Linked DNA regions of Mus musculus: regions 2, 3, 4, 5, 6 and 7 are each linked to region 1. The links are chromatin loops, found by intact Hi-C in ENCODE. Cell type or tissue: left cerebral cortex. All regions are shown on one strand. Links, peaks and the distances in the headings refer to the core of each region. The heading gives the core; the rest is flanking DNA.

Region 1 (4,587 bases), core at 304-4,303:
GGTTCTGTAAGTCAAAGGACACTGTCAATAAGATAAAATGGCAATCAACACATTGGGAAAAGATTTTTATCAACATTACATCCGATAGAGGGCTAATAACCAATATATTCAAAGAACTCAAGGAGCTAGTCTCCAGAGAACCAAATAACCCTATTTAAAAATGGGATACAGAGCTAACCAGAGAATTCTCAACTGAGGAATATTGAATGGCTGAGAAACACTTAAAGAAATGTTCAACATCTTTAGTCATCAGGGAAATGCAAATTAAAACAACCCTGAGATTCCACCTCACACTGGTCAGAAAGTCTAAGATCAAAAACTCAGGTGACAGCAGATGGTGATGAGGATGTGGAGAAGGAGGAACACTCCTCCATTGCTGGTGGAATTTCAAGCTGGTACAACCACTCTGGAAATCAGTCTGGCTGTTCTTCTGAAAATTGAATATAGTACTTTCTACCTAAGGACCCAGCTCTACTATTCCTGGTCACATACCCAGAAGATGCTCTAACATATAACAAGGACACATGCTCCACTATGTTCATAGCAACCATATTTATAATAGCCAGAAACTGGAAACAACCCAGATGTCCCTCAACAGAGGAATAGATACAAAATATGTGGTACATTTACACTATGGAATATTACTTAGCTATTAAAAACAATAACTTGGCCGGGCGTGGTGGCGCACGCCTTTAATCCCAGCACTTGGAAGGCAGAGGCAGGCGGATTTCTGAGTTGGAGGCCAGCCTGGTCTACAGAGTGAGTTCCAGGACAGTCAGGGCTACACAGAGAAACCCTGTTTTAAAAAAATAAATAAAAACAATAACTTCATGAAATTGCCAGGCAAATGGATGGAACTTGAAAATATCATCCTGATTGATGTAATTGAGTCACAGAAGAACACACACAATATGCACTCACTGATAAGTGGATATAATTAGCCCATAAGTTCAGAATATCCAAGATTTACAGGCCATATGAAGCCCAAGAAGAAGGAAGACCAAAGTTTGGATGCTTCAGTGCTTCTTAGAAGGAGGAACAAAATACTCACAGAAGGAAATATGGAGACAAATTTTGGAGCAGAGACTGAAGGAAAGGCCATCCAGAGACTGTCCCACCTGAGGATCTAACCAAACCAGAATGCTATTTTCGATGCTGATAAATGCTTGCTGACAGGAGCCTGATATGGCTGTCTCCTAAGAGGCTCTGCCAGAGCCTGACAAATACAGAGGCAGATGCTTGCAGCCAAACTTTGGACTGAGCACAGGGGTCCCTGATGGAGGAGTTGGAGAAGGAACTGAAGGAGCTGAGGGGTTTTGCAGCCCCATTGGGGGAGCAATAGTTTCAAGTTGTCAAATCCCCCATCCCAGAGCCCCCAGGAACTGGACCACCAACCAAACAGTACACATGGAGGGACCCATGGCTTTGGCCGCATAGGTGGCAGAAGATGGCCTTGTTGGATGTCAGTGGGAGGAACAGCCCTTTGGCCTGAGGGTATTTGATACCTCAGTGTAGGGGAATGCCAGGATGGGTAGACAGGAGTGGGAGATTGATTGGGGGAGCACCCTCATAGAGGCAGAGAGGGGGTGGGATAGGGTGTTTCTGAAGGGGAGACCTGGAAATGGGAAAACATTTGAAATGTTAATATAGAAAATATTTAAATAAATAAATAAAACCCAAGAAATATCTTCTGGAGAATTCTGTGTATTGGAAGAAATTGAGAAATAAGTGACATCAAAATTTAATCTATTCTTGATGAACTACTGTTGCACAGGATAAATTGAGAAGGCTATCTAAGGAAACATTTTCATTGTTTTTGTATTTTTTGTTTTGTTTTGTTTTGTTTTGTTGTTTGTTTGTTTTAACTTGAAAAGAATGAGAAGCCACAGTATGAAAATAAGTATTTCAAGTGATATAGTTCTAGCCATAGTATACTTGAAGCAGAAAAGAGAAAATAGGAAAAAATTTCATCTCTAAGGAATTAGAAAAAACAAATACAAATACAATAGCTCAAAATAGCTATTGCAAGTTAATAGCAACGACTTTCCCAAAGTTGTTTCCATTAGATTATCTTAGTCATAGTAAGAACTTACTAGACCCATCCCTTTGACAGTGTCTGAATTTTCATTCTACCATATAGGTGAGTATTGACTACTTTAATCACATCTGATTTTGTTGCCCTTTCAGATATGAAGGAGAAGATGGCACATGCCATCTTGAAGCATTTGTATGTTATTCTATTCTCATGACAGTTTCATTTCAGTACCACAGTCACCAGGAGCTAGCCATTTTTAGTGAGTCTTGGACAATGACTAAACTTTCCTAAAAAAAATGTCCAAGTTTAATAGAGTTTAACACTTGCCCGTTGATAAGCGTATTTAATATTTTTGCAAAAGTTGTATTTAGCTGCTTCTTTTATACTTGACAACACTGCATTATGTATAAACTCAAAGGCCTACAGCATTTACATGTATCAGCTCATTTGCAAGTGTCCCAGAAATACAGCTGAACATATGGGAGAATACACAAAATATCCCAAAATCAAGTGGTGCAGAATGTGCAGCAGAGAAATGGGGGCGGACTGAGTTGGAAGCTGTGTCAAGATGATGTGGACCTACACAAGTGGGTACCGTGAGATGCTGCTAAAAATAAATAAATACCTTGTCATTGCAGACTCTGACCACAGCACAGGATCTGATGTAAGAGAATGACTCTAGATTTATTTGTTCATTGTTTATTGCTATGATCAGCACAATGAAAACAGCAACCTGGGAAGGAAGAGAATTATTTTTCTTGTATGTCTGTACATCACTAAGAGAAGCCAAGCAGGACCTCAAGAAAGTCAGAGACCTAGAAGCAAGAGCTGAGCTTGCTTCTTTTACTTGTTCTCCATGGGTTGCTCTGCCTGCTTAGGTTCACAAGCCAGGGCCACCTGCCCAGAGATGATACCAACCACAATGGGCTGGACCCTCTCACATCAATCATTGAAATAAAGAAAATTTCCTAGAGACAGCCAAGAGCCAACATTATAGAGCCAGTTCCTCAGCTGAGGTGGTTCCTTTTTCCCAGATGACTTTAGATGTGTCAGTTGATAAATCTATTTACCACAAGAAGAGAAATGAAGACAGAACAGTAGATGCCTACTTAAAATTAAGATCACATTTTAAAAAGGTCTTGAACATCAAATGATTATAGAAAGGTGTCTTAGTCAGGGTTTCTATTCCTGCACAAATATCATGACCAAGAAGCAAGTTGGGGAGGAAAGGGTTTATTCAGCTTACACTTCCTTACTGCTGTTCATCACCAAGGAAGTCAGGACCTGAACTCAAGCAGGTCAGGAAGCAGGAGCTGATGCAGAGGCCATGGAGGGATGTTCCTTACTGGCTTGCTTCCCCTGGATTTCTCAGCTTGCTTTCTTATAGAACCAAGACTACCAGCCCAGAGATGGTCCCACCCACAAGGGGCCTTTCCCCCTTGATCACTAATTGAGAAAATGCCTTACAGTTGGATCTCATGGAGGCATTTCCTCAACTGAAGCTCCTTTCTTTGTGATAACTCCAGCTGTGTCAAGTTGACACGAAACTAGCCAGTACAAAAGGCATCCTTTAGCTTAATCATTTCAAAGAAGTTGAAAACGAGGATAAAACTTTACCTGCTGTATCATAGTGTTCAGATATTGAGTGTATCCCAAAAGTATATGTTTTAAAAAGCTTTACTCTGGAGTGATGTTTTTGTTAATGATTGTAGCAGAGACACCTTTTGGACAGTTTTGGTTATCCAGTCACTATACATTCCAAAGTGGACTGAATGACCGTGTTCTTCCTTTTCTGGTTCTCATTTATTTCCTGATAATGGGCAGAGTATCACTTTGTCATATATTCCTCACTTTTACTAGGAGGATACCCACCAGAGATCAAAACATTAGGGATCACCTGTCTGTGAACTGATATACCCCAAACTGTGAGCTCTAAACCCTGGTTGTTTTATTATTTGAAAGGTTCATTATAGTGATGTGAATATCACAACACACACACACACACACACACACACACACACACACACACACAATTTCTATTGTGACAAATCACAAAACTGAACAGCTGTCATGATAGTGATAAGTCCTTCCTCACTTATAAACTACCTTCCCTACTAGGTATCATTTATATTCTGCATGCCCAAGCTTCTTTTCAAAACATATCATTTTGATCAATACTACATATAAGATAATGTTTAACACAAGAGTAAAACAACTAATATTGAAAATATCTTTCTTAGTATTAGCAATAGTAGCAAAATGTTTTTGTTTTGTTTTTGTTTTTATATACATCAAACCCCATATGTAGATTTGGGGAGGTGACATTTTTTTTTAAATAATAGGAAGGAAATAGAAAATTATGAAATAATAGAAGAAGCTATTGTAAACACAATCTAGGTGTGTTTCATTATGCAGATTTTTTTGTATGTGTCACCTCCAATTAGATAGAGCTCTAGCTAACTCACTAAAGAACTATGCTCTGTTGCCTCTCTATAGCCATCTCTTTCCTGATCAAGTAGCCATGATCAGTTCTCCCCTGTTGTTTGCTACTT
Region 2 (4,587 bases), core at 162-4,161, 500 kb before region 1:
ACTATATGAGCCTATGGGGGACATTTTTATTCAAACTGCCACGCAGGTAAAGAGAGAGGACATTTTAAAGTCAAGTACGAGTTTAAACCAGTAGGCATATTCTAGTTTCCTTTTAATGTTGGGGCTGTGTTTACTACATGGGAGGAACTGCAATCTTCTCAGCAGATGCTTAAAAATGAGCCAGGAAGAAAAGAACAGAACTCATTTTATTGTAAATCAGCCTGCCAGCATCCTCTCTGGAGTCTGAGCCAATAATTCATGCAGAGTGATGCTACTTTTAAAATTGTTTCATGGCCTTCATCTTGAGAAATAGCCCAGGTTCCAACACACTTCAAAATTTTTTTAAAAAAGAACCTAAGCCACCAGGGCCTCAACGCATGGAAGGGCATCATCTCAATATCAACAGAACTTACAAAAATGCCTTGTTCCTTAAATCAACAGAAATTGGACAAGAGGAAAAAATTAATTGCTTTTTGATGTTGGCATAGCTGATGCAGGCTGTGGTAAGAATACATAGAGCATTGGGTTCCTGTATTCAGGGTTCACTGGCAGTTTGGAGGGCCAAAGACACAAAGTACATAAGATATAAAATTGGTCAGAGACCCTTTGAGAATTAGAATTCTTGCTTAAAGTATGATAAATGATATTTTTTTACCTAATCAACCTTGCTTCTGGGAACATAATAATAGACGCAGAAGTCAAAGACCAAACAGAAGCTTTAAAACTCGAGTTTGAAAACCCTTCCACAAAGTCATCATAGTACTAAACATATTAATTTATTCTCTCTTATAAGGAACTCCTACTGCTAAATTGTAGATACCAGTTGTTGAAGACACTGTAAGATTTAACCTTGTTTTTAAATACAGTAAGAAATTAACTCATTTTTTATGACCCACAAGTCATTCAGAACTGTATTAAAAACAGAACAAAACCTTTAGGTAAATACATATTTTCAGTCAAAAATATTAATAAAACTAAGACCCTCCTTAATGAAATTACCTAATTCTCCAGTATGGACGCTAAGTGCCATTGATATGCAGATGTACCAGGAAGCCATAATGCTGGTAGTAGATCAGGCCTTAGATATGTTCTGCATTTATGGTCTTTACATCTGACTGATGATCTAAAGAGATGCTTCTCAGACCTTAGTGTGTATTCTAATCCCCTCGGGGGTCTTGTTGAAATGAAGGTTCTCTAGATCTTGGATGATTGAAATCTTCTCCTAGGCTGTTGGGTGATGTGTCATAGTGACAAACGCCCAGAGCCTCATGTCAAACTACAGATAGATGCTGAAGGGTCATTTCCAGAGAGTCCACCTTAGTTTAGTAGAACTTAAAACCCCTACCCCCAGAGGTGAGGAAACTGATGCTTGAAGCAGGCAAGTCGGGTAATGGAAAGTATCGCCATTAGTGGTCAAGTCCGAAGTAGGATAAAGGTCACCAAGTCTCAGTTCATCGTTCTTTCTCCTGTGTTGTAATCCCTGTCCTAAATGGGAGAATCTTCTGTGCTTTATAGTCAAGGATGTCCCTTGGGCAGTAGTGAGGGTTCTATGGTAGGAAGGACTTCATGAGGGAATATCACGGCTTGTGGTTTCCATCCTGTAGTTTGCAATAACTTTATCTTAGATGAGGGAAAAAGTTTGTAGTCCGAGTTCAGGCATTATCTTGCCTCCTGAAGCTCCCCTGTCTCCCAGGTAACGATCAGCTACCTGCCATATACTGGTGGTATTTTCTTCAGGCCCCTGTGTACTTGCTGTAGGCTGTATTAGTTAGAGGGCCCTTTTTATAGTACCTTTTGATGGATTAATTCTGAAAAGGGAACCCAGACACTAGATCTAGGAATTCCCTTCAAGGCTCTGAATTTCTTCCGGTTTTGTGGAAAAACTGCAGAAGCCTTCAAAGTTTCCAGCTTTTCCACATGGTGGCGCTGTTGGCTTCTATTTCCAGTTCGCTCCTGTTGGGTTGATGCTGACCATGAGCCAGCTGGCCTCGTTATGATGGCTGGTTGCCCAAAAATGGAAGTGCTGCTCTTTCTGTTAGGAATATCTTGACAAGGTACTGCTTTGTGGAAGGAACTGCAACCTTTTCCCTGCTACCAAAGGACGAGGAACATCCTTGAACTTCAATAACAGGTTTTTTTTTTCTATCCCCCCCCCCCTCTTATTTGTGTGCCATAATGAATGAGATTGCACGGGGGCATCTTTCTATAGGGATACCTAACCACCTGTGCCTTGAAGTAAAGAAGGGTGGTTCAAGTCAAGCTTACGTGCTAGTCATTAAGACCACATGCACAGAGAGCTTTTTGAGCAGAAGAAACCAGGACGTGACTACCAGGCCGCCTAGCAGGATGCATCCTCAGATGGAGATGTTATCTTAGTCCCCTCAACCAGAATGGTGTCTGTCTGGTAGTCTATAGAATAATTAATTTTTAGTTTCTTTCTAAATGCAATCTGGTGACTTCCAGCCCCAGCAGGAACTGGCCTGATCACTATGAGGGAACAACAATGACAAGAGGAAACTACTGGAGTTTTAATACTCACTAGACATGGTACATAGTGTGTTTGATAGTAGGGGGAGAGGGCTTCTCTTGGAATAAATCAGTAAAGTAGTAAAGATCTGTATCCAAAGTGATTTGTAGTAATCACAGAGTATCAAGACTGAGAACGTTTCTAAGGATGATGAAAGGCCCCTACACTGTAAATCCTTTGCAGCTTTTTTCTTCAATTGTCTTCATTAACTACCTAATAAACTCTCTGTGATTTATGTTCTCTGTGAAGTGTTTGTGTTGTGCAACTATTTCCTCTGAATTTAAACATTTCCTCTTAGAGGAAGTCTCTCTTCATCTCATTCAGTAAAGAAAGTTTAAAGCCCCTCCCTTGTATCCCCTCCCTCAACATTGACTAGTCTAGTAAGTCTCAGGAAGTAAACAAATCTGAGAAGTTTTAGGAAGTTCCTGAAACTTACAAGAGTCAGGATTTCCTTAAGATTATATGAGTGGTAACTATTGATGTGGAGAAGAGATTCTTTCAATGGTTGAACTCCTACAAGTCCTGTACATGTTTAGTTACTATCAAACATGCTCAGTTCCCCTGAGAATATATCTGTGGCAGAAATTCTTGTCTCAGAGAGGTAAGCTGGTACTTTATGAAATATATGCATTTCCTATGAATATAGTTTCTAGTCTCTGTCTCTGACTCTGTCTGTCTGTCTGTCTGTCTGTCTGTCTCTCTCTCTCTCTAGGTGCCTGTGGAGGCCTGATGCCTCAGATCTTCTGCAGCTGGAGTGGTTGTTAGTTGCCCAGTGTGGGTTCTGGAAACCAAGCTTGAGTCCTCTGGAGCAGTACATACTCTTAACTGCTTAACTATCATCTCTCCATCTCTCGTGTCTATATAATCTTGAATTTTCCCCTTGATGCCTGTATTTATTTATTTGGGGGAAGGCAACAGATGTAAGATATACTTTTTTAAGTGATTGAGTTATTACCAGCAACTGTGAACTATAACAATTCTTCCTTTCAAAATTTAATGTTGTCTCTTCTGATACATGGTTTTGCTTCATAAATGGATGTAATAAAAGTAGATATCACGTTTGAGTGAGCATATGTATTCATACATGTATTTGTATACATACCCACAGAAGTTTTCTCAATGTTATTTTTTCACGTTCATTACTTTATTTCATGCTCTAAACCTTAAAAAATTTCACCATATTTATTTATAGCACCATTTGATTTCTATCAATTTCTTCTTACATTTCTAATGTATTTTTCATAAATACATACATATTTATGTAACTATTTTATTAGTAGTATCATGTTTTGATTGTTCTATGAACGAATTGTGCCGACTATAATTTTAAAACTCTGCCTTTCACACCACTGTTGCTCTCCGACCTTTTCTAATAAAATGTGACCATTCTCCACTCCCTGAACATTCACGTTTGCCTTTTGTTTCTGTAGTGTTGTCAGTTTGCCCTCATCAACTGATGAGGATGGTTCTTGTGAATAGCAAGGTGCTCAGTTCCCCCCCCCCCCAATTTGACAGCTTTGGTCTTTTCAGGGAAGGATTCAGTGAGAGGATTCAGTTTTCAAAATGAACCTGAGAACAGAAGGGAGGCTGCCCTGCATATCCAAGCAGATCCTATTCTGAAGATAAAGGAACCACCCAGGCAGGAGAACTAAGCAGCCTCTTACATGCAAACGTGAACCCATAGGGAATGCTCTGGGAATTCTAATTAATTGTTTTACAGATTAGGAGAGTCACCAAGATTCTCTTGTAACATTTCTCATCAAAGAATGTTCTACCCGGGAAGAAATAAAAACCTAAAGCAGACCAGGAAGCTGGGAGTCTCCGAAGAAATAGGAATGAGGAGTGAGATGATTGAAGCCACCACTGAAGCAATTAAGGAGTGGTACTCAGCAGGATGCCCGGGACAGAAACAACTGGAGGTCAAGTGCTGACAAACAGCATCAGTTCTTGCAACACTAATATATCCCCAGGTGGGAGCAGACAGGAAGGGAAGCCTCTCGATTGTTCTCCCAAGGGTTAACGAGGCCAGGAATGCTACAGGCTTCCAAATTAATAGGCAG
Region 3 (4,587 bases), core at 233-4,232, 340 kb after region 1:
TCCTACATGTGCTCTGAGTGGCAAGGCAACTGTTGAGTCTGGCCCCCCTTCCTCCCCGGGGCTTCGGCCTCGGCGACTCCGAGTCCCCCCCGCCGGTCCCTGAGCCCCTCTCGCTACTGGTCCCTGTGGTGGGGCAGCTGCAGGTGGCTGTTGGGGCAAGGGGTAAGGGGGAGGTTGGGAGTCCATCCAGAGGAGGTCGTCAATCTCTGGATAGATCTTGGGGGGTGCTGATGGGCCGGACTTTCCAGCTGCATCAGACTGGGCAACCGCGACCATCAGCTTCGAAGAGTTTGGGGTCCAAGGCTTGACCCATGGAGGTGGGAATTGGACGAGATTCTGCCAGGTCACAATGTAGGGGATCTGATCAGGGTGACCCCCTTCCTCCTGAAAAACAATTCACCTGACGGCGGCGATTAGTGACAAGTCAAAAGCACCCTCAGGTGGCCAGCCCACTCCAAACGTTGGCCACTCGGAGGCGCAAAAGGTCTGCCACGGACCCTTTCTGACCTCCACCGACTGGTTGTGGGCTCTGACCCGCACCTCCTTCCAATGCTCCAGAGTCAGAGAAAGGGGAGTGGACACAGATTGTCCCATTTCTAGAAAAACAGTAGTCACAACAAGAGCGGACACGAGACTAAGACAAAAAAGAAACCAGAAACAGCGGCGACTCTGCGTCGACCACAAGCAACTCAAAGAATCAGATGGCCTCTCTAAGGCCGGCCGATTGAGACCCTCTGCACGAGGTGGGACTCGAACCCACGATCCCGTGACCAAACGCGAGGTGGGACTCGAACCCACGGTCACGCAACAAGGCGCGAGGTGGGACTCAAACCCACGATCTCGCAACAAAATGCGAGGTGGGACTCGAACCCACGATCTCGCAACTGGGCACGAGGTGGGACTCAAACCCACGATCTCGCAACCCCAAATGGTCTCTTGGCCTCCAAAGGGGTCCACCAGGCGTCCCTGGTCCTCCCCTGTTCCTCCTGGGACGTCTCCCAGGGTGAACGGACGGTGGACACCTGGACACGTCTATCCTTATCCACCCCGCGTTCCCTCTCGGAGCGCGGTCTCACTGAGCGTCCGCAAAACCGAAACTGCGATCGCATCAAACTTAGAAACAGAACACAGATATCAGACCAAAACAGAACAAAGAATCTTACCTCTAAGTGGGTCTAGGACCTCTGGGTGGTCGCACTGATTCCCGGCCAATGCACCAAAATGAAAGACTCCCGAAGGGAGACCCTCACTCAAGCACTCAAGCCCCGGGACAGCCGCGGACCCAAGAAGACACTGAGACCGTACTCAAAATGTAGAAGGCAAGATTTAATAGAACAACAGCAAGATAGCACATAGAACATAGACCAGAGCTCTGGGGTCGAAACTCATGCACCTAGTGGTGTAGAGGAGAATCGATGACCAGCCAAAAATTTTCACAGGCTTATATAGTAAAACTCAAGGGGGGAAGAGCTGGGCAGGGAAAGTACAAGTTTACATCACTAGGGGGTTCTGCCAAGGGACAAGGGGTTCTGCCAAGGGAATCTACGTAACTAAGGGGTCATGTCCTATCATTTGGCAATGTACCCGGTTCATTTTGAGGTTGTTCCAGGAGGCCCTTATCTCAAAAATGTTCTTGGAACAGTTTTTAGTTGGGAGGGTTCGAACTCTAGGGTGAGGAGTTCAGGAATGCATTCTGGGGTGAAGAGTTCAGGAGTGTTCCGGGAACAATCTCTAGATGGGAGGGGTCGGGCTCTGGGGTGAAGAAGAGTTCAGTAAAAATTTTTATTCTTCAGAAGGAGGATGTGCGTGAGGGGGTACTTGGAGGAGAGAGGAGGCTGATATTGGGATGTAAAATGAATGAATAAATACAATTTTTAAAATGATTGTCTTTCTAAGAATAGTGGAGGGAAAACTCCATGGAATCTATGCACATGGCTTTAGCAAAGACTCCTAATAATAGGGAATAAGAAGCCTGAACATTTCTTATGACCAGGTAAGACTTCTAGGGATGGGACTGGGACATTAAACTAGCCACACTTGGCATATATTGTCTTCTATCAATATTTGACATTTGTTTATTTATCTGTTGAATTCATCCACTGGTCTATGTCCCTCATTATGTGCATTTTGCTTATCACCTTTTTAATCACTCTAATGAAACAAAAATACTGAATCAGTACTCTCAGTGTCAGCACAAGGGGTGTCTCTTACCTTGTGTATATCACATATTATTGACATGTAAAGTGTAATATCCCACCAGATATTTGTTGAATGTGTAAGTCAATGGTTTTAGGTTTTCCTTGATCACAACATTGAACCTACTTTTATGGGTTTATTTTCCACCTCAGATCCTAAGCATAATTTCCATTTAGATTGTTTGATTATTTCTTTTGAGATGTTGGTTTTCCTGTTGTGTTTTTAAAGTTCTCCATGTTGCTGTAGTATAAATATAGTGGAAATATAAATATTTATACTGTAGTATAAGTATGTGACTTGCAAATATTTTCTCATATTCTGGGACTTGTGTATTTCTTGTTCTGGCTGTGTTTTATAGGAAACAGAAGTTCTTAAATTCGACCAAACAGGTTGATCTCTTTCTTCTGTCAGTTTTGCTTTCTGTGCTTTTTCTAAGTCCTTTCCTCCTCCAAAATGCAAATGATTCGTATCAAATTTTCACACAGGATTTACACTCTTAGGCTTATATTTGGTTTATCATCTGCTTTAGTTGACTTTTCCGAGGGTGTGAAGTATTCATTCTTATGTGGTTATACAGTTGTTTCATTAGCATTTTATTTAAAAATCACTTTCAAGTTTTTCTACAAATCTATCTTTGTCCTTTTGACAAAAAATAAAGTCTATATTTGGGGTTCTGTTTCCCTACCTTCTGTGCAATATTCAGCCACTTTCTATATCCTTGCTAGTATCAGGGTCTTTCTTGCTATAGCTTTGTTATATGTCTTGAAGTAAATTAGTTTTCTGATTTTTTTCTTAAGGCTTGTGTTGGTTTATTTTTTTTTGTTGATATTTCCAAATTTGCTGATTAGGTTTTGATTGTTTTGTATCAAATCTATATACTAATTTCAGTGGAAATGGAAGCCTTTCTATTCATGTAACCAAAATTTCTCTATGCTTAGGTTATTTTTTAAAATTTCACATTAATTTTACTGTCTTCATATTTTGTTCATTTTATGTAAGAGCACTTTAATTTAGGACTAACTTAGTGATATTGTTTATAATTTCAAAATGTACTTTTTTAATATTAATATATAAGAGGCCAATTATGTTGTAAGATTACTCATATATTCTTCAACTTGAGTTCAATTAGGATCATTTCAGAAGAATTTGTGGCTTTCTTAAAAATTACACTGTTCATAAATGCTGACAGGCTTGTGTTTCAACAAAGGCATTATTAATATTAACATACAGGCCTTATCACTGTTGTCACAGTGTGTCTTAATTTATCAATGCTCATTTTCTCATCTATTCCCTGAAAACTGTTTGTTTGTTTTTATTTTCTACTATGCATGTGTACAGATTTTACCTTGTTGTCTGCTCCTGAGTTATATCACACTGTGGGAGGCACAGAGGACCTTGTGCTCACAGATAAGCCCTAGGGGGAACAGCAATGGTAAACACACAGCTTTTCTCCTTGAAATGAAGGGATGAATAATTTGTTATCAGCCCAGAAGGCTAGAAACATATGCAGTTAATTGCCTTGTGAAGTTTTGCACTATCTGTTTGGATCCTTCTTGAGAACTTTTATCTTTGAACTTCTCAATCTATAATGCCCACCATTATGGAAGAAGTCAGATATACTTTACAAGGAATTTCAATGGAGTCATGCATTAAGTTTTATTGTGAACACAATAGTGAGTTAATTATCACCAGGAAGATTTACCCCAAATTGTGCTGTGGTTAAATACATCTAAAACAAAGTGCCTGGAATCAGACTCCCAAAGTTTGAATTAATAACAGCTTCTTTTTCATCAGGTTGAACCAAACCATCTTCTTGCTTCCCAGTTTAGCACATCCTGACTATGATAAAGATCGATGCCCTTAGAATAAGGCTCTCTCTTTGAAACTTATGTCTTTGGATATAAGCTTTGAATCAATTAGAAGACTACAGATTATAAGTATTACAGATACATTTGTAGGACATTGTCTTTTATAAGTTAAGTATAAAATATTACTTAATGTCATAATTTTTAGCTTTATAAAGAAAAATCTTCTTACATATTATATCCCTTATGATGGAAATTAATGGGCCACTAACTCTTATTTCATTATATTTCTTATCAAATTAAAAAATTAAATTCAGATAACTTTAATGTGATATATTGGTTCTAACTACTTCTCTAATATACTTTGTCATCATATTGTCCATAGCTAATCAGGAAGGAAGACAGATGTATTTTATTATTAATACAATCATTTTTTTACTGCTTTTTCAGTCACATCCCTTGTCTCTTGTTAAAATTTTATCCACCTTAAGTTTTACAATTATGAGAGTCTAATTATTAAAAGGCAATTTTTATTGCTCCTTTTCTTGTTATGAAATTTTGGGAGATACTGTGGTGTGCTCTTGCG
Region 4 (4,587 bases), core at 359-4,358, 93 kb before region 1:
ATGGTAGATGTCACCTGTACTTATGCATGTGTACACAGATGCATTCACACTAGGTGAGTGTTCTACGTATGTTCCATGTTCTATATGCTTCATATTCTGTTAAATATTTTACTCATGACAAGGTGGTCTTTTATTCATTTAGTTCTCATTGATTATATTCACTGTACATGGTATCATGTTACATAAGAACATTTTCATGCAAGTACATAATGGTACCAAGCAACTTGCCCCATACTCTGCTACTTTCCTTTTAATCTCCTCTTTGGCCATTTTCTAATAGATAATTATTACTTCTCCACTTTTGTTATATATGCCTTCATAATCTTATGGAGGAGAGGAAACACACACTATTTGTCTTTGAGGCTGACTAAACTCATGTAGAGGTATTATTCCCAGCCCCCTGCCATGTTGCTTCCCTCCCACCCTATAGATGTGCTGTGCATTTATTCTAGACTTCCTGCCCAAACAGGTTGCTTTCGAACATTTAAATTTATTCCTGCATTGAAATAATTCAATAATAATAATAATAATAATAATTGGTATTTATGTCTGAAAATAGTTCAACATGTTGACATACCACATCTTTCTTTACCCATCTCTACGTTGAGCAACACCTAGGTAGAGTCAATATTCAGCTACTGTGAACAGTGCTGCGGTAAATACCTTTGTGCCAGTGTCTCTATGATGTGTTGACTTGTGATACAAGGACATATCCAGAAGGGTCAGACCTAGGATAGATCTTATTTTAGTTTCTTTGGTTTCCATAATTGCTGGATGGGATCACATTCTACCAACTGGTAGTATATGTACACAATCCACACTGTGACAAATGTTTGTTGTACTTGTTTTGTCTTGATAATAGACATTCTGACTGGGTAAGATAGAATCTCAATATAGCTTTAAATAAGTACTTCTCTGTGCTCTAAGGTTTTATTTTATTAGAAAAAAATGAGATTTATAATTATAATATATTTGATTATAATATAAATCATGTTATTTTTAAGCATTGCATATGATAGTAGCATAAATAATTATAACCATAGTTTCTTATGGTATGTCGTATAATGTAAAATGTAACATGACTATAATATTTCCTTGCTGATATACTGAGACTAGGCTAGCTTTTGTACAGCTGCTAGTTTGAACACTAAAAGAATTGTTAGGGTTGGAGATTACTCACCAGAGGTACAGATAATAGTAGAATTAATTGATTGATTGATTAATTGATTGACTGGTTGATTGGAGATGCTGTATGAAAAGAAGGAAAGATGTTTCTGTTTGTTTTCCTTCTTCAGTGTTTTCTAACTGGCTAAAGGGAATGTGGGTTCAGAGCCATACTATTTCATTTCATTATTAGAACTACTTGAATATCTTTTCAAACATCTTTTTTTAAAATATTTTTTATTACATATTTTCCTCAATTACATTTCCAATGCTATCCCAAAAGTCCCCCATACCCCCCCCCCCACTTCCCTACCCACCCATTCCCATTTTTTTGGCCCTGGCATTCCCCTGTACTGGGGCATATACAGTTTGCATGTCCAATGGGCCTCTCTTTCCAGTGATGGCTGACTAGGCCATCTTTTGATACATATGCAGCTAGAGTCAAGAGCTCCAGGGTACTGGTTAGTTCATAATGTTGTTCCACCTATAGGGTTGCAGATCCCTTTAGCTCCTTAGGTACTTTCTCTAGCTCTTCCATTGGGAGCCCTGTGATCCATCCAATAGCTGACTGTGAGCATCCACTTCTGTGTTTGCTAGGCGCAGGCATAGTCTCACAAGAGACAGCTACATCTGGGTCCTTTCGATAAAATCTTGCTAGTGTATGCAATGGTGTCAGCGTTTGGAAGCTGATTATGGGGTGGATCCCTGAGGAAGTTTTTGTGAAAAATTTTACAAATGATTTTATAGAAGGACAATGAACAGCTGATATTGCAGACTTTCAATCACTACTTTGGAAAATATCAAACCCTTTATATTGACTCTATGAATGTGACTTAGCAGATATTTACGCCTCTTACTGTATTTTGTGTAAAGGAACATTTCAAGGCAACTAGTAATGAATTAGATTGTAGCTTTTATTGCTTATTTTTTCTTTTTAAAACCCAAATGTCACAGCGTATCACTTTGCAATTTCATTTTGAACCATCTGCTAAGTAAGGGAGTTTCACCCCATTTTGTTTCACATATGTGTCCTACTTTGATCACATCACCATCTTTTTTTTTCTCCCCTGCAAGTGACACTAAATTTCAAGAGCTAAATGTGTGAATGTTCCACATTTATGTGTAAATGATGGGAGAAACTATTCTTTTCCTTGGTACTTGACAACCAGTGCTCAGGAAGCTTGCTTAGCTGTATCCTTTTTTCTCAACAACACAACCTCATTTTCTGTCTTGCTTAATGGTGATGAGATGATGCCTCCAAAAGGAAATTCCTAAGATTTTTCTTTGACATTAGGTTAAATAAATGTCTTTACCGTCTGCTGATAGGTCAGGTCCAGAAAGATATCATTAGACAATAAACAAGATAAAGGTCTGTATAAGCAGAGACTAGTGGAACAATGTATCTATAGAACATCTTAATATTTATGGAAGACCGTGATATGGTGGGAGAGTTTATACCTCACAGAAGACATGTTTCCAGATATATTGTATGAAGAACAAAACAAAACAGAGCTAATTATTAGCAGCAAACAGGGGCTAGAAGAGAAGAGAGAGAATTTTCCTGGGAGTCTCAAGAGGTAGTAAACCTGACAGTCTCCCTCTTACCCTCAAGCCTGTAAAAATGCCTTTTTTAAAGCTTTGTTTTATGAATTTTTATGTTATCCCAGGTATTCTCAACAAGTATTTATGCCTTGAGGAATATTATGTTTGCTTTAATTTCTTCAGAAAATAAGAGGAAAGTCATTGTGTAAGAGCTGTCTACCTGGTCCCTGCTCATGTATTTCATGTATTGCTTAGCACATTTTCCTGTTAGTCACCGGCTAAAGCACTGATGAATTCCCAAAGCCACAGAGTTATGAAAAACATTGAGACTTGTGGGCTTTTTAAAGACACTATTTTCTCATATTACAAGATGATTGGTTTCTCTCATGGGAACTTTGTAGGTGATATGCTGCCCCGAGGTTAGCAGGCTTGTTACTCCTGTACCTCTTTTTTATTTAAAATAGATTATTTTCTCACACAATATATTCTGATTGCATTTCCCCTTCTCTCTATACTTGACCTCCCTGGGACTATGGATTGTAGCTTGTTATCATTTATTTAATAGCTAACATACATAACTGTACATTCATAAGCAAATAGATACCATATTTATCTTTCTGTGTCTGGGTTACCACACTCACAATGATTTATATTCTAGTTCCGTTAGTCTGCAAATTTCATGATTTCATTTTCTTAACTGAGTAATAGTTCATTGTATAAATATAGCATATTTTATTTATCCATTTGTCAGGTGAGGGATATCTAGGTCGTTTCCAACATCTGTCTATTATGAATGGAGCAGCAATGAACATGATTGAACAAGTGTCCTTCAAGAAGGATGAAGTGTCCACTAGGAATAGGAGCAAGAGTGGTATTGAGGTAGATCAATTATTATTTTTCTAAGGAACCACCACACTGATTTCTACAGTAGCTATAAAAGTTTGTATTTCCATCACCAATGGATGAATGATCCCCTTGCTCCACATTCTTGCTAGCAGGAGTTAGCACTTGTGTTATTGATCATGACCATTCTGACAGATGTAAGATAGAATCTCAAAGCAGTTTTGATATCTCATTTCCCTGACAGCTAGGAAAATTGAACATTACTTAAGTGTTTCTCAGCCATTTGAGTTTCCTCTATTGAGAATTCTCTGCTTAGATCTGTACCCAATTTTTAACAGGGTATTTTTTTGATATACCATTTTTCAGCTCTTTATATGTTTTGGATATTAGTCATTTATGTAAGTGTAACTTTTATTCTGTTTTACTTGTCTTGGAGGATCACCGTCTCAGTCTGCTAGCCCAAGCCTTGTCCTAGAAGCTTTTACCCTCCCTATAATTTTTTCTAGGCCTCTAATGTTTTCTGCCTCTGAGACTTACTGTTGAATAAGCTCACCCTTTCTAGTTCTTTCTGAGCTCTGGCTGGCTGGCTCAACTCAGCTATGCCAGCTCAAATTCCTCTCCAAGATGACTGAGTCAAACTTGTTTCTCTCAGTTTCTTACTGAATTGACCTCAATCTAACTTTGGTAATATGTTCTAATCTTCTGACTACTTCTCATCCTCTGGCTTATTCTGTGTTCACCTGTGTCCAGACTGTTCTCAGTTACACCTGTCTCTGTAAAATTCTCCCAGTAGAACTACCTTCTTTCTCTGCACTGCCCAGTAGGCAGTTTTCCTTTCCTCTCGTTTCTCATGGGGGGGTTGGGCATATCCTAATCTGTCATTTTTTTTCTGACTCTTCACTTTGCCACTCAATTAGACATATTTTTCAAAACTACCTGCATCCATCTATAAATTAAATTTACCTTCATTGTTTGTGATTAAGGATGTGTACTAAGAGCAAGTCTATATTTAGGCCAAAGGGATTAATGGTATATGCT
Region 5 (4,587 bases), core at 196-4,195, 800 kb before region 1:
TCTTTCCCATGTGTTTTGAAAGCTGCATCATTATAGGTGTCTTCCAGTCATTAGTGACGAAGTAATAAGAATAGACAAAATGTTATATATAATCAAGAAAATGCTAACAATAGCAGTTGTGCCTGAGAGAGAGATAAAGTTAACATGCTATTGTAAAAATAAATATCACATTGTAGGCATATATTTTTCAAAAACCTACTTTAATAAGAGTTCTTGGATGCTTCAACTTCCCTTATAGACCACCAAACAAAAGAAAGGGAGAAAGATGGCTAACAAGATAGGGGCAGGTAGACCTGTTTAGAAGTAGATTTTTGGCGGAGATTCCAATCTTGTCAGCAGTTCAGTCCACCAGCAAATACCAAACATGAATCATCATCATTAGCTTGATCCATAAGAAACCACGATGCTCCAGCAATCAGCACCAGTCCACTGACGTGGTAAGAAGTTCGAACACTACCAGAAGTTCTTTGGTGAATTTTTCTCCATGAAGTCATGGCAAGTGAAGATCAGAGAAGAGAGCAAACTGAACCAACGCAAGGGTGTTGTCAGTGAAGACCAGCAACAGTGAAGCCCAATGAAACCAACAAGATGAACCAATGCCAGAGTATGATCCACTCTCTGGGGTTATACTTATAATCTTTCTAAATATCAGGCATCCTTTCAGGTGTCTGCTCCAGAAAAACATCACAGACCCTTTCACCAGACAGCTTCCAGAAAAACACCACATGTGTGTTCTCACCAGAACATTCTCTCACAAGACAGTTTCCAGAAAAACATCACATGACACAACTGAGTCTCTAATGAAACTGAGAATTCCCACTTCATCCTATAACAGGCAAGTATGAGCAAATTATGGACCAACTATCATAAATTTCATCAAACTGGTATGTGTGCTTGTGTTAGTGTGATTAACTTTTATCAACAATCCCTGTGATGACTTACTCTAATTATAAGTTAATTATAAGTTCACATAGATTAAAGGGGTAACAGAGACCTGGCGTGCACTTCACCCAGTTTCCTTCCGTGGCCACTCTTGATAAAGTGCATGAGAGCCAGGTTAGTGCCAGATTTCCCCAGTTTTACACCAGTAATTTGTGTGTCTGTGTGTTTTGTTTTTTAACATAGTTGTATTTGCCACATAGTCAAGAAACTTCCAACCCCTCGTAGTTTCATCCTTCATCTTATCTCTGCCTTCCTCTCTGCTAATTTCTCATCTAAGGCCATAATAACTGTAAAAGTCCCACAGCTTGCCACCGCTTGTATAATTCATCACTTCAGAATGTTACATAATTGGAACCACACACTCTACTGGGATCAGCTTTTCTTCAGTAAGCAGAAAGCCTTGGAACTATCCAAGGTACTGAGTCTAGCCAGCCTTCATTCATTTTTATTTCTCTGTTCTGTTTTCATTTCTATTTTTCCATTTTCTTTGATTGTTGTGCCGATGTTCTCTATGGAATCTTCTGTACCTGAGATTCTCTCTTAATTTCTATGGTACCCACGTGCCTCCTCCTTAACTGTCTTCTTCTTCCTTCTCCTCCTCCTCTTTTCTGACAGTTTCAACTAGAACTGCTGTTCAGTGTTATATGCAGGTTTCCGTGTGAACATAAGATTCTCTCTCATTCCTTTTATAGTCACTTTTCAACAAAGCACATTAAAGAAGAAAAGGAGAGTTTCTGACTTCTCTGCTAAAAATGCATGATAAAACTGTAGCTTTAAAGGTGTTGTGATCTTGTGGAATTTGTGGATGGACTTTGAGACAAACTGACACCATATATCTTCTCATGTGATGTACTGAGAATATAATATCACTTATGTTGTATTTCTGCCAAAAAATTGTGTGACCTGAATCTAATTATGAGGAAAATAACATTCTCCTTAATACATGACCCACACTATGTATGGGGGATCCAGGATTGCCAGTATACTTCTGAATGTGCAGATACTATCAAAAGTATCTTACGTACTTTTCTATACAAGTGGTAATTTTCTGTCCTAATTTTTCAAACTAGGTTCCTGGATGCATATCAAACTCTCCAAATTGGAGTACTGGATAAACATGTTTTGGAGAAAAAATTTCAAATGGCAGACACTGAAAGAATATGATACAGAGACATCTGTGTCTTAATAAAGTATCACTGGTTGTTTATCCACAGAAATACTGTAAAAGTGCCCACATTAGAGTGCAGTGGTGCACAACTGTAATCCCAGTATTTAGGAAGCCAAGGCAGGAAGGTCTTGAATTTGAGGTGAGCTGGCAATATCCAGAGAGACCTATCACACAACAAGAAAAAAAATTTGATTATTTTTAAAAGAGTCACAAGTCATCTGGAAAATTACATAGATGCTTAAACTAGGTAATATTACACTGGTGCAAAATATAAGTATTCAGTCATAACACAAAGAATGTGCAGTAAGATTAAACAAACATTGTTATGTAGGCCGAAAAATATTAATTAAAGACATGATGGTACCGTGTCTACATAAGAGAATATCTTTGCTTAAGAGATTCCATTTGAATAAGCTATATGGAATATTTTGATATCTGCAATTTAAAAATTTCTCAGAAACTATTCAAAATATTTTGTTTCCGTGTTAAATTTCTTTTGCTGTTTTCCTCCCTATGAGGGACAGCTTGTGCTTAGAGTTCATCATACTATTCAGGTTCCATTAAAATGTTTAACATCTTTCCAAATCAGAACATAAAAGGTAAATTCATAAGCCTAGGAAATGTTCCAGTAAACAGTATTAACCATTGATATTTATACAGACAGAGTCATAAAATATAATACCATCATTTTTTTTTTTTTAGTCAAGGTCTTCCTTTGTAGCCAATCCTGGCCTAGAAGTCCTTATGTAGGTTAGGCTGACCTCTCAAGCTCTATGCTGGGGTTATAGCTATGAGATTCAAGGTCTAGCTTAATTTAAATTGGCTTTTGGAGGAAGAGGCAGATAAAGTGACCAGAACTCCTGTCAGCCTTGGTGAAGCCTTGGTGGTTTCCATTACAACTTAAACTCCATGGGAACAGAGAACAATGGGATTGCTTTTTGTTTGTATCATAGATATTCAGTGCAGTATCTCTAGGATGTAGGGAATAAAAATTCCCTTTTATAAAAATCAAACTACCAGCTTCACTGGCTTTCATGTACTAGTGACTGGAACCAACTGGAAGGTTCCAGGACGGTGGTTCCATGTGTAAAGATGCTTGCCACTAGGTGCCATGAACTGAGTTTGATTCTTGTAACTTAAATGATGAAGAAAAATACCACCTCCCCATCATTGTTCTCTGATCTCCACCCATGTACTGTGGTATATCCATGAATGTTTGCAAACACACAATATTGTGAAAAGTAAAGCCAGTCAAACAGACAAAGAACCACAAGGTGTACAGGACCAGTATGCTGCCTCATAAGCCTTAATCTGCTGAGACAACATATTGAGATTATATACATGTCTTAGTTAGGATTCTACTGCTGTGAACAGGCACCATGACCAAGGCAAGTCTTATGAATGACAGCATTTAATTATGGCTGGATTACAGGTTCAGAGGTTCAGTCCACAATCATCAAGGCAGGAAACATGGCAACATCCAGAGAGACATCTTCATCTGCTAGTGGAAGACTGATCCCTAGGAAGCTAGGGTGAGAGTCTTAAGCCCATGCCCACAGTGATACACCTACTTCAACAAGGCCACACCGCCAAATAGTGCCACTCCCTAGGTCAAGCATATTCAAACCATCACACTCTACTCCCTGGCCCTATAGGCTTGTTTAAACATATGAAGACCATACCTAAACATAGCATAATGCAAAATACATTTAGTCCAATGTTCAATCTCCCCATAGTCTATAGCAGTCTCAACAATGTTAAGAGTCTAAACACATGAAACTCTAGAAGAACGAAGACCAAAGTGTGGTTACTTTGCCCCTTCTTAGAATTGGGAACAAAACACCCATGTAAGGAGTTAAAGAGATAAAGTTTGGAGTTGAGACGAAAGGATAGACCATCTAGAGACTGCCTCACCCGGGGATTCATCCCATAATCAGCCTCCAAAAGCAGACACCATCACATACACCAGCAAGATTTTGCTGAAAGGACCCTGATATAGCTGTCTTTTGTGAGGCTATGCCGATGCCTGGCAAACACAGAAGTGGATGATCACAGTCAGCTATTGGATGAAACACAGGGCCTCCAATGGAGGAGATAGAGAAAGTATCCAAGGAGCTAAAGGGGTCTGCAACCCTATAGGTGGAACAGCAATATGAACTAACCAGTACCCCCAGAGCTCGTGTCTCTAGCTGCATATGTATCAGAAGATGGCCTAGTTGGCCATCATTGGGAAGAGAGGCCCCTTGGTCTTGCAAACTTTATATGCCTCAGTACAGGGGAATGCCAGGGCCAAGAAGTGGGAGTGGGTGGGTAGGGGACATGGGGGGGGAGGGTATGGGGGACGTTTGGGATAGCATTTGAAATGTAAATGAAGAAAATACCTAATAATAATAATAATAATAATAATAATAATAATAATAAAAGAGTCCAAAGTTCGAAGTCTCTTCTGAGATTTTTCCAATAACTTACCTGTAATC
Region 6 (4,587 bases), core at 194-4,193, 410 kb after region 1:
CGTTTCCATCAACTCAATGTTTGCTGTATTTACTTCGCGACTATTGGGATTACCCTGAGTTTTAAAATCCCTATGAAAACCTGTATGCTTATATATTTGCCATACAGCCAACTTCCTCTAAATCTCTGATCAAGTGAGAGTACTGCCCTGCCTATAGTGTGAACCTAAGTGTTCCCACTCAGTTTCCTCACTGTAGCTGATATCATTGGGATCTCCTGGAACCACAGACAGATTGGAGCTAATTACCAGCTGAAAAAATGTTCTGACTCCTTCAGTGACTACATAAGGTCCAAGTAGAGATCATACTGTGTTGACAAACCTAACAATCATGGATATCTCCAAGGTATTTTCTGCTCTCAGCATTTGCAGGTATGTTTGGGCATTTGGAGGACTATTTAGCCCAGTGTTTACCTAAATACTCCTTTATTTGTTTCCTCTTTGCAATCTTGACCAGAAAGGAAACTTTTTGGAGGCAGACTTTGAGTGTTTCCCTTGTTTTAACATTCCTCTTCAGTATCATGCCTGACACACAGGAGACATAGAAAATACCCATGAATCTAACCATTATGCTCTTTCTTGCATCTAAGGTCTGTAGACCTTTATATTTTGCATATATATGTTTGATTTACTTTGTTAGGAATTACAATATATTTCACTGAAATAAGAAAATAAATCACCTTCTCCAAGTTCTTTAAAGCAAAATGTTATTTTCTATTTTCAAAATTCTAAGAGCATACTCCTTTTGAAAAATAAATTTGCCTAAAATGTTACACAATCCATGTTTCCCTTATCCCTTCATAACACTACGTTCTGTTTCTCCATCCTTGGAAGATATCCTCTCCCCATAGGTCCCTTTCTAGCTAAACTTCTGTGGTTATTCTGATCAGAATTCCAACATCTAAAACTTAAAAACTAACATCTACATACAAAAACAGTGCAATGTTTGTCTTTTCTGGATTCAGGTTACCTCCCTCAGAATGATTAGGAGAGAGGGAAAGAATATGGTCAATTTTATTGCATGCAAAACTTTTTATATAAAAAGTAAAAAATAAAATGTATCCAAAGAAAAACATGCACAATGACTTTTGACATTTATTTTCAGTTACAGTTGTCTATAATTCACAATAATGAAAAAAATATTTTGTGTTATATAACTTACAACAATGCTATAAAATAGATAGTAGATATGTTTTACCATAAAATACATTGAAATACTATGCTTCTTTGGTTTCTACATTTTATGAAAATAAAGAAAACTTTAATTGAACACATTACCACACTTTGGATCTAAGAACAAGCTTCTTGTTAAACTGACTCTGACATTCTGTTAGTGTGAGAACCTACTCTGCAGACCCTTAGGCAAAACAGCAGAAAGAAAAAGGAATTTTAGTTTAATTTCAAGTTGATTTTAAGTACACATTTTTAGTCATCTCTACATCCATCATCAAATCTCAGAAAGTTGAGTACATTTTGAAGAAATAACTACTGGCACTGAAAGCCAATTATAAAAAAAATATAGCTCATTTACAAAGCTTAAAATAGCATTTAAACCTGCTACCAGATTTCAAAGCTGTAGAGTTTTCTGTGTGATTCAGGCCTCCTGTTTGACCTGTCTTTTGAGCAGCAGGTAACCTTTATTTGCAATTCTAACTTGAGTGTTTAATCATAACAGCAGCCTAAAGAAGCTTGGGAGCTGTATGGTAAACAGAAGACTTCTTTAAAATCTCAAAGTCTGTTATTTCTACTGATACAAGTGCTGAAAAGACTAAAATAGTATAGAGTGGGAAGTTAAGTATGAAGTACAGGGAGTGGATACATATGTATTTAAAACTATTTCAACTGCAGTTGCACAGCACTACTGCTAATTTTGTGGGAAGGAAGGGCACTTGGAGAATAAGAGAATACATGAATTTAAAATGGAAGAGAGAACACTGTGATTGTAATAGTTGATGGCATTAGTGCTGAAAATATTCACATTTGGTGATTCTATTTGGGTTATCAAATTAATGTCCATTATTATTTTTCTATTTGTTTTAGTGCACTTAGAACAATTATCCATTATTAAATTCTGAATTTAGTTGTGTTTTTATTGTGAATTTTTGGTAAGAGAACCTCCAAAATATAGGCTTTTAGAAAGATGGTGTTCTTTCTTTCTGACTATTTGTTAGCATGAACTAGTTAAATAATATAAAATGGATTTCATTTTGACATTTACATACACAGTCATAATACGTTTCAATCATTACGATTGAATCTTTATGGTCAACAGCCTACCACATACTCTCTTTTGTCACTCCTTCAATATTGCTTATCCCCCTTTTCTTCCCAACTACTTTCGTGTCTCTTTCTTCTTTTCCCCCTTTCTCCTCCTCCTCTTCCTCCTCCTTCTCCTCCTTCTCTCCTCTTCCCCTCCTCCTTTTCCTCCTTTTTCTCCTCCTTTTCACCCAGGAAGTTTCACTAGGGCTGCTTACAGAATCATGAGTAAGGGTTTGTAAACAGGAGCATAGGTATGTGGCTAGACTACAGAAGAAAATATCTCTCTTCCCATGAACCATTAAAGACATATGCATCCTTAGGGAAAGGTGCGACCCCATGAAGCAATCTCTCTTCCACCACAAGGTACTGATAGAACCAGTCTTAAGCAGATCTTGTGATTTTAAAAGTATAACAGCCATGTCATATCTTAAGTTCAGCATTTCACATTGCTTCCCTCAAGTCCTTCATGTCTTACAGTCTTCCTGCTTCTGTGATGTTTGTTGAACCTTGAAGAGGGGAATATAGTTGTTTTATTTAAGGTTGGGCATTCAATAGTCATTCATTCTTAATAGAGCAGCTAGTTAAGGGGTCTTTTCAGTCACTACTGACCAATGCATAAAGAAGCTTCTCTTACCGAAGTGGACAGTAGGAATAGTCTATAGACACAAAACTCAGTTATTTGGAAGAGAATTTAACAGGTGTTATCATGCCTATTTAGCAAAAACAAACAAACAAACAAACAAAAAAACAAACAAAAGTAAAACTGTAGCTTCTCTGCCAGGACCTAAGTCCTCTCCATCCATGGATCTTTAACCAGGTTTATAGTGCCAGATGTGAATTACCTCCCTTGGAATTGATGTTAAATTCAACTAGAAAGCAGTAGTTACCTATGTGAAAGAGCTGTCATTATTGTATCAGTGACACATCTTGCCTGGCCTCAAAGCCTTATTTCAATACTTTCCATATGTTTTCTTATGCAATATCTATCAGAACCTTAGGGAGCAGAAATATTAATATGTGGAATTGTACTCTCAGTTTTATGCCCATATCTTTTTTGTGCTCCAGTAAAATAATCACAATTCAAATTGTTATCTTTAAGTGTCAACTCAACGTAAAAGGAACTTTTATTTACCAGATGTAATTGTCCTCTCAGAGACTTATCTGCTGAGTAAGTGGTCTTTCTACTTCTTCCTGAATTCTAGCTAGTTGGTTCAACTCGACTGCTCTGGCTCACCATTTCAATCTGGCTTCTCTCTGCTTCTGATTGAATTTCTCTTCTTGGCCTCAAACTAACTCTGGTGATGTGTTATAATCTCTAGGCTCCTACTTATTTTCAGACTGCAACTCAACTTACTGTATACTTTTCTTAACTAGTCTCTCCTGTCTATTTTTGTAAGACTTGAGTGTATATGATCTCTGACCCATTCTGTCAAATTTTTCTCTGATTCATCACTTTTTCTGCCCCTCAATTAAATGTCACTTCTAAACATGGCTGCTTCTTTCTACAAACTAACCTTATTTCATTGTTTTGTATTGAATGGGTGTACTCAGGGAATATTTGTATTCTAGTCAGGGGTATTAAAGGTGTGCATTTTTAGCCAGATCTCTAAGATCTAGAAGGTCTTCAGATATGATTCCTTCCCAGAAAAGTTATGTTGCTGGATTAAAATTGCTCTACAACTTAGTTGTTTTAACTATATGCACAATGTTTATTTTTTATTTGTTTGTGTATTATCAGATACTTTCTTCATTTACATTTCAAATGCTATCCCCTTTCCTAGTTTCCTCTCTGAAAGTCCCCTATACCTTCCCCTGCCCTGTCCTGCTCCCCAACCCACCCACTTCTGCTTCCTGGTCCTGGCATTCCCCTGTACTAGGGCATATAATCTTCACAAGACCAAAGGCCTCTCCTCCCATTGATGGCTGACTAGGCCATCTTCTGCTATATATTATATGCATAATGTTGTGCAACTACCCCAATTCTGATTTTCAGGACTTTTCGTCATCAAATAAAACATCTCTATTCCTTCCTCCACTAAATCCAGGGAGTCACTATCCACCAATCATAACTTGTGAGAGTAGTCAAGCAATGTTTAACTTGAGGCCCATGATATGAGAGAAAGCCCCAGTCCTGTGGTGTCTGGTTGGCCAGGAACCAGAGACTGGATACCCCAGAGACCTGGGGTAGAATAAAACATAGCTGGCAAAAAGAAAGAAAAAAAATCAATTAATTGACATTGAATGATATTCTGTTATAATGCTAGTTAAATACCTTGTTCAGTTTTCAGCAGTGAGGATCCTTTGATAGGAGAATGGAGCAGGTGGTACATA
Region 7 (4,587 bases), core at 348-4,347, 900 kb before region 1:
TTTCCATGACACTGAAAGGGAAAATGATTTTGATATAGAATTTGTGGGATTTGGGAAGGGCACCACTTGGTTATTTTTTATTTTTATATTATCTGTGAAAGAAAAGGGACCTGTACATAAGAATACTAAATTTTATAAACAATTAATAGAATCAATTGTCTTTAACAAGCATGGAAGCACATCATAAGATTGGTATATTAATTAAAAAGAATATTTAACCCTCTTATGAAGCCCTGCCTTCCAAATAGAACTGACCTTGTTATACATACAGTTAAGACCTTACTGAGCTAGCTCTTCTCTATGGGACTCTTAGGATAACTCATGCTGGTTTTCAAGCTACAAACCACCCATCCGTATTGTACAAAGAGACAAATTAACAATGACATAAATCTAATGGGTTGTTTATTTCAGAAGCAGCGAAAGCTAAAAAACCATGGCAACTAATGTAGTCAGAGATATGTGAAAGTGACTTATACTCTTGGCAAAAATGTGTTTTTAAAAAAGTGTGAAAAATACTGAAACATTCCCTAACAGTTCTAGGCAATTTAACTTTCCTTTTTCATGCATGTGGAGGAGTATTTGTGATTTTCAATAACACCTCTATTTTAGACTTCTAAGTTCAGTGGTAGGTGCCTGCTCAAAAAGCCCAGTGATGGGGCTAGGGAGTTGAGTCACTCGATAAACTGCTTGCTGCATAAGAATTATGGCCTGAGTTCAAGTCCTAGTGCCATGTAAAGATGCAAATGTTGTGTTGTATGTCTGAAATCCAGAACTGAGGAGGTAGAGACAGGTAGATCCCTGGGGCTTGCTCCTCAGCTAGTCTAGCCAAATGGCCAGCTACAGGTTCAGTTTTAAAAAATAAGACAGAGATGATTAAGTAAGGTATCTAATATCAACCTTTGTACTCATGTGCACATGCATGAGCACTCCATCAACAGATACACACATATACAGCACACACGCCAACATGCACATGTATACACACTATTGTGCTTTGAATAAGAATGGCTCTCCTGGGTTCATATGTTTGAGTGCTTAGTTCCCATTTGGTGGAACTGTTTGGGAAAGATTAGGAGGTGTGTTCTTGTTGGAGGAGGTGTGTCATTGGAGGGTGGGCTTTGAGATTTCAACAGTCTCACTGAATTCTCAGTGCTCTCTCTATGACTTGTGCTTATGAATCATTATGTGAACTCTCAGCTGTTCTTGTTGCCATTCCTTCTATCATGGACATTATCTGAAATCATAATTCCAATGAAATGCTTTGATTTATAAATTGTCTTCATCATGGAGTTTTGTCATGGCAATAGAAACACAACTAAGAGAAGCATCATATACCCAACATATACATACATATAACACAAACACACACACACACAGACTTGTACATAGACATATATGTTACCATCCAGGTATACATGACCAAAGACATGTTTTATTGTGAAGGTGGTGTTAACAATAATATTTCAAGAACCTACAAAGAACTCAGTGGGTATAATGTATATTCAGAGAACTCAGTGTGTACTATATATCCTCAATCCCAATTCTCTCCTTGAGAAAGTCATCTCTTGAGATCTACATGGATGCTATTTGGTCACGGGAAAGATTACTATATATAGCAGGACTTTCTCAGACTGGCCAGCAGTATAAATAATGACACAGCGACTTCTAATATAGTTTAAAGCTTAGGCCTTTTGCTAGGGCAGTCTCCCAGCTAGCTCATTTAACTTATCTTGCCTATAACTCAACCACAGCTAGTTCTATACCTTGATCTCTGCTGTGGTCTGTGTCTGTTCCTTTCCACTTCTATCCTCTGAATCTCCCACTTCTGCTTTCTTCCCTGGCATCATTTTCTCTGCCTGGAAGTTCTGCCCCCTACTTCCTGACCAGCTATTGTCTATCGCTTCTTTATTATAACCGATCAGCAGTAAGATCACCTTTGATTCATTCTAGACTGCCTTTAGGCAAGTGGAGGAGGAAGAATATTTACAAAATAGAAAAACTAATGATGGGCCATAGAAATAACAATACCAGAATCCTGTCAGCATTCATTCTCTGTGGCACAGAATCAACAACTGAAAATACAGAGACACACCTTCACACAATTCGAAGAAAAGGTTACCTCAGAAACTAGGCATGCTATTTAGTCACAGGAAAAATTACTATGTCAGTTCACTTATTCACAGAATCCTCCCTGTTAAAGCTGAGTGTGTGGATGTCAGAATGTCTACTGCACTGTTGATTTGTAGTCATATTAAAACCCAGTGGATGCTTAATCAAGCAGAGCAACCTGCATCCATCCATCCATCCGTCCAACAAATAATGACAACTAAGAAATAAAAATGTACTCTATGGAATTAGCTTGCTTTCTGCTTACTGCTGTTGGACCAGATCAAAAGTAGTCCTCTCAAAGCAAGGGGAGGGGCTGGCCCGCCTCCTCCTAATTTGTCAGGTTTAATTCACTTCTGGGATAAGGTGTGTGTCTTCAGAAAGTCTCATTTAAAATATGGCCAAATTCTTCAATGAAAGCAAACTAATTCTTTAGATAATGAACTTCCTTGGGAGCAGGGTGAGCATGAGGTCAGTTCTCAGCGGACCCCAAGGATATTTGGCAGTACATTGTGATAGGAGGACTGTTCCAGGGAGCATTGGAGCTCTGTGATGGAGTGGGAAGGGTGAAGGCATTAGTCTCCATGGCTGTATGGAAGACTAACCCTGCTATAGCACTTGATTTCTAGGCTCCACAGAGGGGCAGAATGGTTCCAGTTTATATAGTTGAGCAAAAAATTATCCCAAAATTCATTGGCTTAAAATAGTGACAAGACTTATTTTGCATATGGATCGACAGGTTAAGTAGGGCATGAGGAGCCCTGTATTCACTCATGCAAATACTGACTTACTGCCATTATAGATTAGTTTGCACTTTCTCGAATCCAATATAAAGGGAATCCTATAGTCATTACTGCTTATGCCTGGATCTTTTCATATAATACAATTATCTTCATATTGCTGTGTGTATTGAATGTCCATCCTTTTTACTGCTGAATAGCTTACCATTACATTGATAGATCCTACTTTTTTTTTTTAATCTTTTTGCCCCTTGATAGGCCTTGGGTTATTATAAATAAGGTGCTATGAAAAATGCTATAAAAGTATTTGTGTATGTTTTTATTTTTGGAGAGGGATATCAGGCTGCATGATAGGCTCATGCTTACCTGTTAAGAAAATTCTCAAACTGTTTTCTAGACTAGTTTGCATCTTTTAGAGTTATATATGAATGGTGTCATCAAGTATATATTATCTGTTGTTTCTATTTTTACTCAGATGTTTTTTCTCAGCCTGTCTGGCAGATAGAGAACTTGGGATGTTGGCATCATGTCTCAGTCCAAGTCCAAAAGATCTCAGAATTAGGTATGTGCGTGTGCATGTGCGTGCGTGTGTGTGTGTGTGTGTGTGTGTGTGTGTGTGTGTGTGTGATGTAACTCTGAGTTACATCAAGTTACTTCAAGTCTGAGGCAAAGGCTTTAGGACCCAGAGAGCTTTTCACCCAAGTTTCCAGTCAAAAGGCTAAAGAGCCTGGGGTTTCAATGTTTAATAGTAGAAGAATAAAAGTATCTTGATCTAGGAAGCCAAGAGAGAAAGGTGGTCTGTGGCAGTAGGGATGGAGAGAGAGTGTTCTATACCTTCCAGAGAATGCTGCACTTTCAGTTTTGAATTAGTGAGTTTATTAAGCATATTTGCAAGCAGATGTAAAAGGACAAATAGTAATAACAGAAGCAGCAGACAGACAGTTAAACATCATCAACTAGGGTGCTCACAGCATCTAGCAGAGACAACTATAATATCCCAACAGGGAGAGCTAACAAAAGGTAACGTCAGCCACCGGTCTGATAGAAACTCTTCAGCAGAAATTGACTGGGGACGTCCCACTGAAGCAGCCAGCTGGAGTTTCTGATTAAGACTCTCAGGTGCAGCAGCTTTCCCTCTGGTGAGGTTCCCAGGGAAAAGAACAGCTACAAGCAAAAGAGGTAACATCATCAAATTGGGAATGTACAGTCATCCAGCAGAAATGCCTGGGGAAGCCTTGAAACCCTCATGCTGAAGTTTCTGCTGGCAGAACAGAGCATTCTCATTACAGATGAGCTCTGCCTTCTCTTTCCCACCCTATAAGTTTTTATATTAAGGAAAAAACAATAGTAACCTTGATTGGAAATAGTTCATCTTTTAGCTATTCTGAAGGATACAATGTTTTTTTTTTTTTTTTGTTTGTTTTTTTTTTTTACTCTTGGGCTGTGCCTTAGTTTGCTTTCTTTTGTTTTGATAACCACCAGCAAAAGCAACTTAGTAAGTAAAGGTTTTGTGAAACATTGAGGCAAGTCAGGGTAGGAATTTAATCAAGAGCACAGGCAGGTGAGGGAATGCTTCTTACTGGCTTGCTCCTCATGGCTTGCTCAGCCCCCACTGACCAGCAGCACAAGGGTGGTGCCACCCACAGTGAGATGGATCCATTCATATCTATCATTACTACTACTACCACTACCACTACTACTACTACTACTTACCTTAACAAATATGCTCTTGGTCCACTCA

The links. A loop is a pair of places that touch in the nucleus more often than their neighbours do. Peaks named below come from ENCODE experiments on the same cell type or tissue, not always from the same donor. Only the 100,000 strongest peaks of a DNase experiment are listed, where the experiment ranks them.
Region 2: a loop joins it to region 1, with 4 times the contacts of the local background. A loop is called at or near these places in 2 of 42 quality-filtered maps.
Region 3: a loop joins it to region 1, with 5 times the contacts of the local background. A loop is called at or near these places in 2 of 42 quality-filtered maps.
Region 4: it touches region 1 in a loop (13-fold over the local background); 2 of 42 quality-filtered maps call a loop at or near these places.
Region 5: it touches region 1 in a loop (5-fold over the local background); 2 of 42 quality-filtered maps call a loop at or near these places.
Region 6: it touches region 1 in a loop (16-fold over the local background); 2 of 42 quality-filtered maps call a loop at or near these places.
Region 7: a loop joins it to region 1, with 15 times the contacts of the local background. A loop is called at or near these places in 2 of 42 quality-filtered maps.

The regions. Positions count from the first base shown.
Region 1 is chr4:39,197,310-39,201,896 of GRCm38, reverse strand. No RefSeq gene overlaps it. Among named protein-coding and RNA genes, the nearest start is that of Gm25581, 60 kb to the left of the region's middle. In left cerebral cortex, for the core only: no CTCF peak of the experiment used is centred there; DNase peaks (open chromatin) are centred at 647 and 2,550; H3K27ac peaks cover 1,386 bases.
Region 2 is chr4:39,695,128-39,699,714 of GRCm38, reverse strand. No RefSeq gene overlaps it. Among named protein-coding and RNA genes, the nearest start is that of Gm42272, 15 kb to the left of the region's middle. In left cerebral cortex, for the core only: a CTCF peak has its summit at 1,906 (motif pointing right); DNase peaks (open chromatin) are centred at 1,968 and 2,305; H3K27ac peaks cover 210 bases.
Region 3 is chr4:38,852,668-38,857,254 of GRCm38, reverse strand. Gm12381 (predicted gene 12381) reads left to right here and starts at 1,772. Exons shown (of 6, transcript NR_151606.1): 1 at 1,772-1,993. In left cerebral cortex, for the core only: no CTCF peak of the experiment used is centred there; a DNase peak (open chromatin) is centred at 2,693.
Region 4 is chr4:39,290,285-39,294,871 of GRCm38, reverse strand. No RefSeq gene overlaps it. Among named protein-coding and RNA genes, the nearest start is that of Gm23607, 2.9 kb to the left of the region's middle. In left cerebral cortex, for the core only: no CTCF peak of the experiment used is centred there; DNase peaks (open chromatin) are centred at 1,823 and 2,242; H3K27ac peaks cover 672 bases.
Region 5 is chr4:39,995,953-40,000,539 of GRCm38, reverse strand. No RefSeq gene overlaps it. Among named protein-coding and RNA genes, the nearest start is that of Gm26087, 17 kb to the right of the region's middle. In left cerebral cortex, for the core only: no CTCF peak of the experiment used is centred there; DNase peaks (open chromatin) are centred at 1,334, 1,510 and 1,991; H3K27ac peaks cover 1,054 bases.
Region 6 is chr4:38,782,359-38,786,945 of GRCm38, reverse strand. The region is part of intron 1 of Gm12381 (predicted gene 12381); the gene reads left to right. Among named protein-coding and RNA genes, the nearest start is that of Gm12381, 71 kb to the left of the region's middle. In left cerebral cortex, for the core only: no CTCF peak of the experiment used is centred there; a DNase peak (open chromatin) is centred at 1,704; H3K27ac peaks cover 2,531 bases.
Region 7 is chr4:40,099,234-40,103,820 of GRCm38, reverse strand. No RefSeq gene overlaps it. Among named protein-coding and RNA genes, the nearest start is that of Aco1, 42 kb to the left of the region's middle. In left cerebral cortex, for the core only: no CTCF peak of the experiment used is centred there; DNase peaks (open chromatin) are centred at 615 and 2,773.